Regions from separate parts of the Homo sapiens genome. Here region 2 is linked to region 1. A link is an interaction called in ENCODE POLR2A ChIA-PET data of the cell type or tissue named here. Cell type or tissue: Caco-2. All regions are shown on one strand. Each heading gives the region's core, and the rest is flanking DNA. Links, peaks and the distances in the headings are about the cores only.

Evidence for each region. ChIA-PET counts read pairs that join two places held together with the same protein. Peaks named below come from ENCODE experiments on the same cell type or tissue, not always from the same donor. Only the 100,000 strongest peaks of a DNase experiment are listed, where the experiment ranks them.
Region 2: POLR2A ChIA-PET joins it to region 1 with 11 read pairs; 2 of 35 experiments call an interaction of 5 or more read pairs at or near these places.

The regions. Positions count from the first base shown.
Region 1 is chr7:5,801,979-5,807,355 of GRCh38, forward strand. No RefSeq gene overlaps it. Among named protein-coding and RNA genes, the nearest start is that of RNF216, 23 kb to the left of the region's middle. In Caco-2, for the core only: no CTCF peak of the experiment used is centred there; no DNase peak of the experiment used is centred there.
Region 2 is chr7:5,639,684-5,645,060 of GRCh38, forward strand. RNF216 (ring finger protein 216) reads right to left here. Exons shown (of 17, transcript NM_207111.4): 15 at 1,471-1,693. Among named protein-coding and RNA genes, the nearest start is that of RNF216-IT1, 38 kb to the right of the region's middle. RefSeq lists an enhancer at 1-542. In Caco-2, for the core only: no CTCF peak of the experiment used is centred there; a DNase peak (open chromatin) is centred at 3,218.

The sequences.
Region 1 (5,377 bases), core at 200-5,199:
TTACAGGTGCCCACCACCATGCCCGGCTAATTTTTTTGTATGTTTTTAGTAGAGACGGGGTTTTGCCATGTTGGCCAGGCCGGTCTTGAACTCCTGACCTCTGGTGATCCGCCCGCCTCCACCTCCCAAAGTACTGGGCTTACAAGTGTGAGCCACCACGCCTGGCCGGAAAGAAATATTTTCTGAGATTTATAAGCTTTTTTAAAAAATTAAGGGCTGGGCACAGTGGTTCACACTTGTAAGTGCAGCACTTTGGGAGGCTAAGGCAGGAGGATTGATTGAGGTCAGGAGTTGGAGGCTACAGTGAGCTATGATTGCACCACTGCACTCTAGCCTGGGAGACAGAGTGAGACCCTGACTCAAACAGTAATTAAATCAATAAAATTTAGAAGTTAAGATTCTTCAGCCTCTTTTGGGCTGGGCATGGTCGCTCAAGCTTGTAATCCCAGCACTCTGGGAGGCTGTGGCAGGCTGATCACTTGAGGCCAGGAGTTTGAGACCAACCTGGCCAACATTGTGAAACCCCATCTCTACTAAAAATACAGAAATTAGCCGGTGTGGTGATGCATGCCTGTAATCCCAGCTGTTCAGGAGGCTGAGACAGGAGAATTGCTTGAACTCGGGAGGTGGAGGTTGCAGTGAGCTGAGAGCATGTCACTCTATTCCAGCCCGGGCGACAGAACTAGACTCCATCTCAAAAAAAAAAAAAAAAAGATTCTTCAGTCTCTTTTGATCTTCCTGTGCCCACTTTATGGTGCCCGGAGCTGCTGATGTTCAGATTTGCCATGGGCGGTGCTCCCCTACATCTGAAGATGCAAAGATCTCTCTTCTTCCTTGTCACCTAATCCTGCTGGCCTTCTCAGGCTCATCTGCAGAAGACCCCACTCAAAAGTAGGGTCTGGCCAGCTGCGGTGGCTCACGCTTGTAATCCCAGCACTTTGGGAGGCTGAGGCAGGTGGGATCACCTGAGGTCAGGAGTTCAAGAACAGCCTGACCAATGTGGCGAAACCCTGTCTCTACTAAAAAATATCAAAATTAGCCAGGCGTAGTGGTGGGCGCCTATAACCCCATCTACTCGGGAGGCTGAGGCTGGAGAATAGCTTGAACCTGGGGGTTGAAGGTTGCAGTGAGTCAAGATGATGCCACTGCACTCCAGTCTGGGTGAAAGAGCAAAACTCCATCTCAAAAAAAAAAAAAAAAAAGGGGGGGTCTTCTTCAGAAGATATGTTTGCATGATTTCCATGAGGAAGGCATGTGCTCTGTCCCTTTCTTCCCAATGCTCACTGCGTCTTTTTTTTTTTAATATATGTTTGCATGATTTCCATGAGGAAGGCATGTGCTCTGTCCCTTTCTTCCCAATGCTCACTGTGTCTTTTTTTTTTTAATATATGTTTGCATGATTTCCATGAGGAAGGCATGTGCTCTGTCCCTTTCTTCCCAATGCTCACTGTGTCTTTTTTTTTTAATATATGTTTGCATGATTTCCATGAGGAAGGCATGTGCTCTGTCCCTTTCTTCCCAATGCTCACTGCGTCTTTTTTTTTTTAATAGACTTGACTTTTTTAGGCCAGTTTTAGATTCGTAGCAACATTGAGCGAAAGGTACAGAGAGTTCTCACATGTTCCCTGCCCGTGCTAATAGCCTCTCCCATTATCATCTTCCACCAAAGTGGTACATTTGTTACAATCAGGGAACCTATATTGACATCATTTTCACCCAAAGTCCACAGTTTGCATTAGGGTCCCTCTTGGTGTGGTGCATGTCATGGGCTTGGATAAATGTGTCAGAACATGCATCCACTCTTAGAGCTCTCTCAGAGGCGTTTCCCTGCCCGAAAAATCCTCCGTGCTCTGCCTCTTCATGCATCCCTCCCTTCATGCATCCGTCCCAGGGACAAAAGGTTGTCCCTGGCAACCTTTTGTTTCCAGACCCTAGCAACGGATCCTTTTACTGTCTCCATAGTTGGGCCTTTTCTGAATGTAATATAGTTGGAATCATACAGCATTAATTTTTTTTTTCCACTGAGACAGTCTCGCTCTGTCACCCAGGCTGGAGAGCAGTGGTGCCATCATAGCTCACTGCAGCCCTAACGTCCTGGGCTCAATTGATCCTCCCGCCTCAGCCTTCTGAGGAGCTGGGACTATGGGTATGCGTCACCACGCCCAGCCAAGTGTCCTGGATTTTTTTTTTTTTTGAGACGAAGTCTCACTCTTATCCCCCAGGCTGGAGTGCAATGGCGCGATCTCGGCTCACTGCAACCTCTGCCTTCCGGATTCAAGCAATTCTCCTGCCTCAGCCTCCCAAGTAGTGGGATTACAGGCGCCTGCCACCATGCCCAGCTAATTTTTGTATGTTTAGTAGAGATGGGGTTTCACCATGTTGGCCAGGCTGGTCTCAAACTCCTGACCTCAGGTGATCCGTCCGCCTCGGCCTCCCAAAGTGCTGGGATTACAGGCATGAGCCACCATGCCCTGCCATGTTCTGGATTTTTGTCATCCTAATAGGTTTGTAGTGATATCATTGTTTTAATTTGCATTTTCCCAATGACATACGAAATGAAGCATCTTCTCATATGCATGTTTGCCACCTGTGTATCTTTGGAAAGATGTCTCTTAAGGTTTTTTGGCCCATTTAAAAATCAGGTTGTTTTCCTGTTGTTGAGTTTTAAGAGTTCTTTGTATATTTTGGTTAACAGTCCTTCTTTATCAGCTATGTCTTTAGCAAATATTTTCTCCCAGTCTGTGGCTTGTCTTTTCATTCTCTTGACAACATCTTTCAGAAAGAAGAAATTTTTTAATTCAATGAAGTCCAACTTAGCAATTCTTTTTTTTTTTTTTTTTTTTTTTTTTTTGAGATGGAATTTCACTCATTTCCCAGGCTGGAGTGCAATGGCACTATCTCCGCTCACTGCAACCTCCGTTCCCAGGTTTAAGCGATTCTTCTGCCTCAGCCTCCCGAGTAGCTGGGATTACAGGCATGTTCCGGCACACCTGGCTAATTTTGTATTTTTAGTAGAGATGGGGTTTCTCCTTGTTGGTCAGGCTGGTCTCGAACCCCCGACCCCTGGTTATCTGTCCACCTCAGCCTCCCAAAGTGCTCGGATGACAGGCGTGAGCCACTGCGTGCAGCCCAATTCTTTCTTTCATGAATCCCACCTTTGGCGTTGTATCTAAAAAGTCATTGCCAAACCTGAAGTTATCTAGATTTTCTCCTGTGTTACCTTCTAAAAGTTTTATGGTTTTGAACTTTACATTTAGGTCTCTGATCCATCTGAATTAATTCTGTGAAGTGTGTAAGGTCAGAGTCTGGACTCAGTTGTTTGCATGTGGATGTCCATCCAGTTGTTCAGCAACATTTGTTAAAAAGACCGTCTTTGTCTTTGCTCATTGTATTGCCTTTGCTCTTCTGTCAAAGGTCATTTGACTCTATTTATGTGGGTCTGTTTCTGAGATCTCTGTTCTATTCAATTGATCTATTTTGTTTTTTAAGAGACAGTGTTTCGCCATGTTGTCCAGGGTGGTCTCATTCTCCTGACCTTAAGTGAACCACCTGCCTTGGCCTCCCAAAGTGCTGGGATTACAGGCGTGAGACACTGCACCTGGCTCATTGATCTATTTATCTATTTTTTCACTAATATCACACTGTCCTGATTACCGTAGCTTTACAGTAAGTCTTGAAGTACCATCATACTTTATCAATTTCTCTGTGCCATTCCACCCTTTTTTTTTTTTTTTTGAGACAGAATTTCATTCGTTGCCCTGGCTGGAGTACGATGGTGCAATCTCAGCTCACTGCAACTTCCACCTCCCTGGTTGAAGCGATTCTCCTGCCTCAGCCTTCCAAGTAGCTGGGATTACAGGTGCCTGCCACCACTCCCGGCTAATTTTTTGTATTTTTAGTAGAGATGGGGTTTCACCATGTTGGCCAGGCTGGTCTTGAACTCCTGCCCTCAGGTGATCCACCCTTCTCGGCCTCCCAAAGTGCTGGGATTCCAGGCGTGAGCCACTGTGCCCGGCCTAGTTCCAGCACTTCTAACCTCATGTATTTTGATGCTTCTGTTAGGTGCATACACATTAGGGATTAATTATGTGTTTTTGGAGAATTGACTCCTTTATCATTCTGTAATGCCCCCCCCTTTTTTTTTGGACACAGGGTCTCATTCTGTCACCCAGGCTGGAGTACAGTGGTGTGACCATGACTCACTGAAGTCTGGAGCTCTCAGGATCAAGTGATCCTCCAGTTTTGGTCTCCTAAGTAGCTGGGACTACAGGTATGCACCACCATGACCAGCTGATTTTTTTTATTATTATTTATTGTAGAGACAGGGTCTTGCTATGTTGCCCAGGTTGATCACAAACTCCTGGGCTCAAGCAATCCCCCCAACCACCTTGGTTTCCTAAAGTGCTGGGATTATCGATGTGAATGGAACACCTGGCTGTAATGCCTCTTAAGCTCTGACAACTTTCTTTGCTTTGAAGTCTGCTTTGTTTAGTATTATCACAGTATGGCTTTCTCCACCTCTTTATTTATTTATTTATTCAGAGACGGCATCTCGCTCTGTCACCCAGGCTGGAGTGCAGTGGTGCCATCTTTGCTCACTGCAACCTCCGCCTCCTGGGTTCAAATGATTCTCCTGCCTCAGCCTCCCGAGTAGCTGGGACCACAGGTGCACACCGCCATGCCTGACTAATTTTTGTATTTTTTTAGTAGAGACGGGTTTCACCATGTTGGCCAGGCTGGTTTCGAACTCCCGACCTCAGGTGATCCGCCTGCCTTGGCCTCCCAAAGTGCTGAGATGAGAGGCGTGAGCCACCGTGCCCGGCTGACTTTTTAGAAAAACATCATCTACAAAGCTTCTGGATGTTTTTTCCATTTTATTATGCCTTGTAATTTTTTTCCCGATAACTGGACATAATTTATTGGGTAAAAGGAGCTGCTATAGATAGACCTGGGGGAGAGTGGTGGTAAGGTGTGGTGGGAGGAGAAGCCTTCTATAATGCTCCTCTGAGCAGGTTTTAATCTTTGTTTTAAATTACTATTTTTTAAAAAAGATGAGGTCTCACTATATTGCTCAGGCTGGTCTTAAACTCTTGAGCTCAAGCAATCCTTCCACCTCAACCTCCCAAAATACTGGGATTCTGAGCATGAGCCATTGTGCACAGCCAGATCTTTTTTTCTTGAGACGGAGTCTCACTTTGTCGCCCAGGCTGGAGTGCAGTGTGGCTATCTCAGCTCACTGCAAGCTCCTTCTCCCAGGTTCACGCCATTCTCCTGCCTCAGCCTCCTGAGTAGCTGGGACCACAGGCGCCCGCCACCACGCCAGGCTAATTTTTTGTATTTTTAGTAGAGACAGGGTTTCACCGTGTGAGCCAGGATG
Region 2 (5,377 bases), core at 187-5,186, 160 kb before region 1:
TCCTGACCTCAGGTGATCCACCCGCCTTGGTTTCCCAAAGTGCTAGGATTATAGGCATGTGACACCGTGCCTAGCCTTAATTTTTTTTTTTTTTGAGACGGAGTCTCGCTCTGTCGCCCAGGCTGGAGTGCAGTGGCATGATCTCAGCTCACTGCAAGCTCTGCCTCCTGGGTTCACGCCATTCTCCTGCCTCAACCTCCTGAGTAGCTGGGACTACAGGCGCCTGCCACCACGCCCGGCTAATTTTTTGTATTTTTAGTAGAGACGGGGTTTCGCCATGTTAGCCAGGATGGTCTCGATCTCCTGACCTTGTGATCCACCCGCCTCAGCCTCCCAAAGTGCTGGGATTACAGGCGTGAGCCACCGCGCCCGGCCAATTTTTTTTTTTTTTTTTAATGAGATGGGGGTCTCACTATGTTAACCAGGCTTGTCTTGAACTCCTCGGCTCCAGCGATCCGCCCACCTTGGCCTTCAAAAGTGCTGGCATCACAGGCGTGAGCTACTGTGCCTGACCCTCTCCCCCAGTTTTTCATGTATCCCTAATCTTTGTTTATGATGTCATTTGCCAGTGAGAATTTATTATTTTTTAGTCTGGCCTTGATGTAATGCAAGAAAAACCTTATCTTCTCCAAGATTATAAAAGTCATTCCCTTCATGCTGTCCTCTCTCTCCCCAGCGTAGTAGCTAGTGTGACCTGGGAAACATAGCCCCTACAATGCCCTGAAATGGCTCTCATCACACTCCAGATCTGAGGCCGGCCCCTGGGCCAATCGCTGTCACCTCCCTGTGGCTCTCTCCACCTGCAAACCTCACCTGCTTTCTTTCCGATCCCCAAACAGACCCTATGTGTTTAATTTCCTTGCCAGCCTTGCTCCTCCTCTAAAATACTGTATTTTTAAAGCTTAAATCAAGAAGAAATATTTGATTTGATTTCTTAAATGTCTTCTCACCATCTACAGATACCATATAATGATTTACGTTAATAGAATTGTTAATATTAAACCATCATTGCATTTCTAGAACAAACTCACTTGGTCATGCTTTCTATTTGCTAATATTTTATTTACATAATTTAAAATCTAGATTATAAGTGAGTCTCATAAGAAAATCTGTAGTTTTCTTTGTTAGGGCTATCTCCGTCAGGCTTTGGAATCAGCGTTATGCTGGCTTTGAACAGATACATGTGTAAGTTTCCTTACTTTGCTCTGGAATATTTCAGAGGGCACAGAGTTTTATTTCCTGAAGAATTAAAAGAATTTGCCTATAAAACTGTTAGGGCATGCTGCTTTGAGCAGCATGAGGAGTAGCTGATAATTAGTTTCTCAAATTTTTTCTTTGGTTATCAGTCTATGTAATTTCCTATATTCTTCTCCTAAGTCAAATTTTGTTACGTATATTCAAAATATTTGTCATAAAAATATATTTCTATTTTCTCCCTATAAAGCAATAGGCAGCCATGTGTCTACTTACAGTGGGATCGGTCCAGAGAGAGCATCTTGAACACTCCTGGCAAGGGGCTCCTGGTGAGCGGGGATGTTGGCAGAAATGGTCATATCCATTAATAGAAACTCGACAGAGGTAGCACATCTGGGCACCACAGCGGCAAGACATGCGGTTGCAGCCTTCAGATTTGATGAGGCCAGTCCCACACTTGTGGCATTTTCTAATGCGGGCAGCAGTCATTTTTTCTTCACTGAAATAAGAAAACATAATTTGGAGCTGGGAGGGAAGATGAGGAGGAAAAAAATATGGCCATTAAGCATTTATTTATTTTCACATAAAATGATCACTTATGGCTTTTTTGTGACATTAAACAGTGAAAAGAGCCTAGGTTTTGGAGTCTGAGAACTGCTTCAAAGTTTTAATTGTATGACCTTCAGTAAATTACTCACCTGCCTGGAGACTCAGTTTCCTCATTTTTAAACTGTGAAAACACAACTTTCTCATGGTGTTTTGAGAATTACAGACAAAATATAAAGTACCCTGGCATAGTGCCCAGTACTCAGCATTTAGAAAAGGACTGCTCTATTTGTTATAGGAATCCCTGTAGGCTTAAAATGGAGAGAACAGGCTGAGCATGGTGGTGCACGCCTGTAATCCCAGAACTTTGAGAGGCCAAAGCAGGAAGATCATTTGAGCTCAGGAGTTTGAGACCAGCCTGACCAACATGGTGAAACTGTCTCTACTAAAAATACAAAAATTTGCCAGGCGTGGTAGTGCACACCTGTAATCCCAGCTACTTGGGAGGTTGAGGCAGGAGAATCGCTTAAACCCGGGAGGTGAAGGCTGCAGTGAGCTGAGACCGTGTCACTGCACCCCAGCCTATGTAACAGAGTGAGACTCTATCTTAAAAAAAAAAAAAGAAAAAAAAAAAGAAAGAAAGAAAACATTGTCAAGGAGATGAGGTTTAGATAAAGTGCATTTAGTACTATTACCTTAATGAGTCACCTCTGTAGTACATCCGTTTATGATTTTAGTTACTCAGCAACTGTGAAGACACTACTCAACGTTCTACAACTCAAGGTTCTGTTTTGTTTTTTTTTTTTTGAGACAGAGTCTTGCTCTGTCACCTAGCCTGGGGCACAGTGGCTCCATCTCAGCTCACTGCAACCTCCGCCTCCCCGGGTTCAAGAGATTCTCCCACTTCAGTCTCCCAAGTAGCTGGGATTACAGGCGCCCACCACCATGCCCAGCTAAGTTTTGTATTTTTAGTAGAAATGGGGTTTCACCATGTTGGCCAGGCTGGTCTGGAACTCCCGACCTCAGGTGATCCACCTGCCTCGGCCTCCCAAAAGTGCTGGGATTACAAGTGTGAGCCACTGTGCCTGGCCTATTTTTTTTGAGACTCACTGCAACCTCCATTTCCTGGGTTCAAACGGTTCACATGTCTCAGCTTCCCAAGTAGCTGGCATCACAGGTGTGTGCCACCACATCACCACACCTGGCTTTCATGCCCGGCCATTTTTTGTATTTTTAGTAGAGATGAGGTTTCACCATGTTGGCCAGGCTGGTCTCAAACTCCTAACCTCAAGTGATCCGCCTGCCTCAGCCTCCCAAAGTGCTGAGATTACAAGCGTGAGCCACTGCGCCCAGCTAGACTCAAGGTTCTAATGAAAAACTTTTCAATTTGAAAAGCTATGTGCCCAAACACAACTGCAATTTTCTACAGCACAAACCTTCTCTGTAAGAGCACCCTGAGGCTGAGGTGCGGCTTTAAGGTGTGGCACTCCAGTTGCCTGGGGCTGGCTGACTTTCCCTGGGAAGCTGCTCAAGGAGAGAAGAGGCTGTAAAGAATTAAGGTTACAGTCTTTTCATGAAGGCTTGGAAAGAGGGTCTATTTGCTTGCTCATCCGATCTGTCTGGCACTGACATGAAATAATAATGGGTATGGAGGGAGAAAAAAAGGCTCTCCTAAAATGGACAGAGGAATACATAAAGCATGCCTGCAACTCAACATTGCTGAAATGTTAAACAGCTATTCAATATTGCTGAAATGTTAAACAGCTATTCAATATTGCACAAATGTCCACTCAAGTCCTTTGCTTCTGCATTTGTAAGAGTAGTACTGGATAGGGCCAGAATGGAGTTTTATTATGGGATGTGGTGACTACCTAGCCAGTAATATAAAAGTGAAAAATGGGGAAAAATCATGGTTGATTCCTTCAGAGGAAAGGTGGTTTGGCAACTAGATTCTCAACCAGGCAGGAAACACAGCCCCGCAGGATGTGCTCCCGGGGCAGGACAGGAAGAGAAGCCGGAGCTGTGACTGTGGTTGCTGACCTTGCGCTCACACAGGAAGGCTCAGGGCCTCTTCTATGCAGCCAGCGACAGCCCAGACTCCTGTAGTTATCTGTGCTCACCACCAGCCAGTGTGTGGGTAACTCCTCTCTGGGAGCCATATTCTGATGGTGGCATAAGCCATGCCCTTCAGATCTCAGCCCGTCCCCTTTGTGAGCGTGAAGATGCATGTGTGTATGCATTCTTTTGCTGTGGTAAAATGCACATAAAATTGACTTTTTAAACCACTCTAACGTATACAATTCAGGGATATTTTGAGTATTCACGATGTTATACAATCAACATCACTATCTAGTTCCAAGAGACTTTTATAACCCCAAAAGGAAACCCTGTACCCACTAAGCAGGCATTCCCCATTCCTCCTTGCCCTGCAACCCACAGCGTGCTTTTGGGCTCTACAGATTGCCATTCTGAGGCTAGGCAAATGCCCATATGCCTCTGATATTTCATAGGAATGGAAATCACACGTGTGTTTTTGTGCCTTTTTTCACTTAGTGTGTTGTTTTCTAGGTTCACCTATGTTGTAGCATGTATCGATACTTCATTCCTTTTTATGGTTGGATAATATTCCATTGTATGAATATATCATATTAGTTTATTCATGAGTTGATGGATTGAGTTTTTTTTGCTTTTTGGCTGGTGTGAATTGTGGTTAAATGAACATTCTTGCACAAGTTTTATATGGACACTTGTTTTCACTTATGTTGGGTGAGTACCTGAGAGCGGAACTGCTGGGTCATATGGTAATTCTATGTTTAACTTATTGGGGAAAGCCAACTGTTAACTATGGCGGCTACACTATTTCTATTCCCACCTCAATGTATACTGGTGTCATTTTTTCTATATCTCTGTCAAGACTTGTTATTTTCCATCGCTTTCATTATAGTCATCCTAATAGGTGTGAAGCGGTATCTTATTATAGTTCTGATTTGTATTTCTGTAATGACTAATGACGTTCAGCATGCTTTCATGTGCTTGTTGGTCATTTGTACATCTTTCTGGAGAAATATCAATTGATATTGTTTGCCCATTTTTTTTTTTTGAGACAGAGTCTCACTCTGTCATCCAGGCTGGAGTGCAGTAGTGTAATATCAGCTCACTGCAACTTCCGCCTCCTGGGCTCAAGTGATTTCCCACCTCAGCCTCCTGAGTAGCTGGAAATACAGGCTTACACCACCATGCCCAGTTAATTTTTAAATTTTTTGTAGAGACTGGGTTTCACCATGTTGTCCAGGCTGGTCTTAAACTCCTGGGCTTAAGCTATCTGCCCGACCTTGGCCTCTCAAAGTGTTGGGATTACATGCATGAGCCACTGTGCCTGGCTGTTTGCCTATTTTCTTTTTTTCTTTTTTTTTTTTTTTGAAACGGAGTCTTGCTCTGTTGCCCAGGCTGGAGTGCAGTGGTGTGATCTTGGCTCACTGCAACCTCCACCTCCTGGGTTCAAGAGATTCTCCAGCCTTAGCCTCCTGAGCAGCTGGGACTACAGGCACGTGCCACCACGCCTGGCTAATTTTTGCATTTTTAGGCGTTTCATCATATTGGCCAGGGTCATCTCGAACTCCTGATCTCGTGATCCACC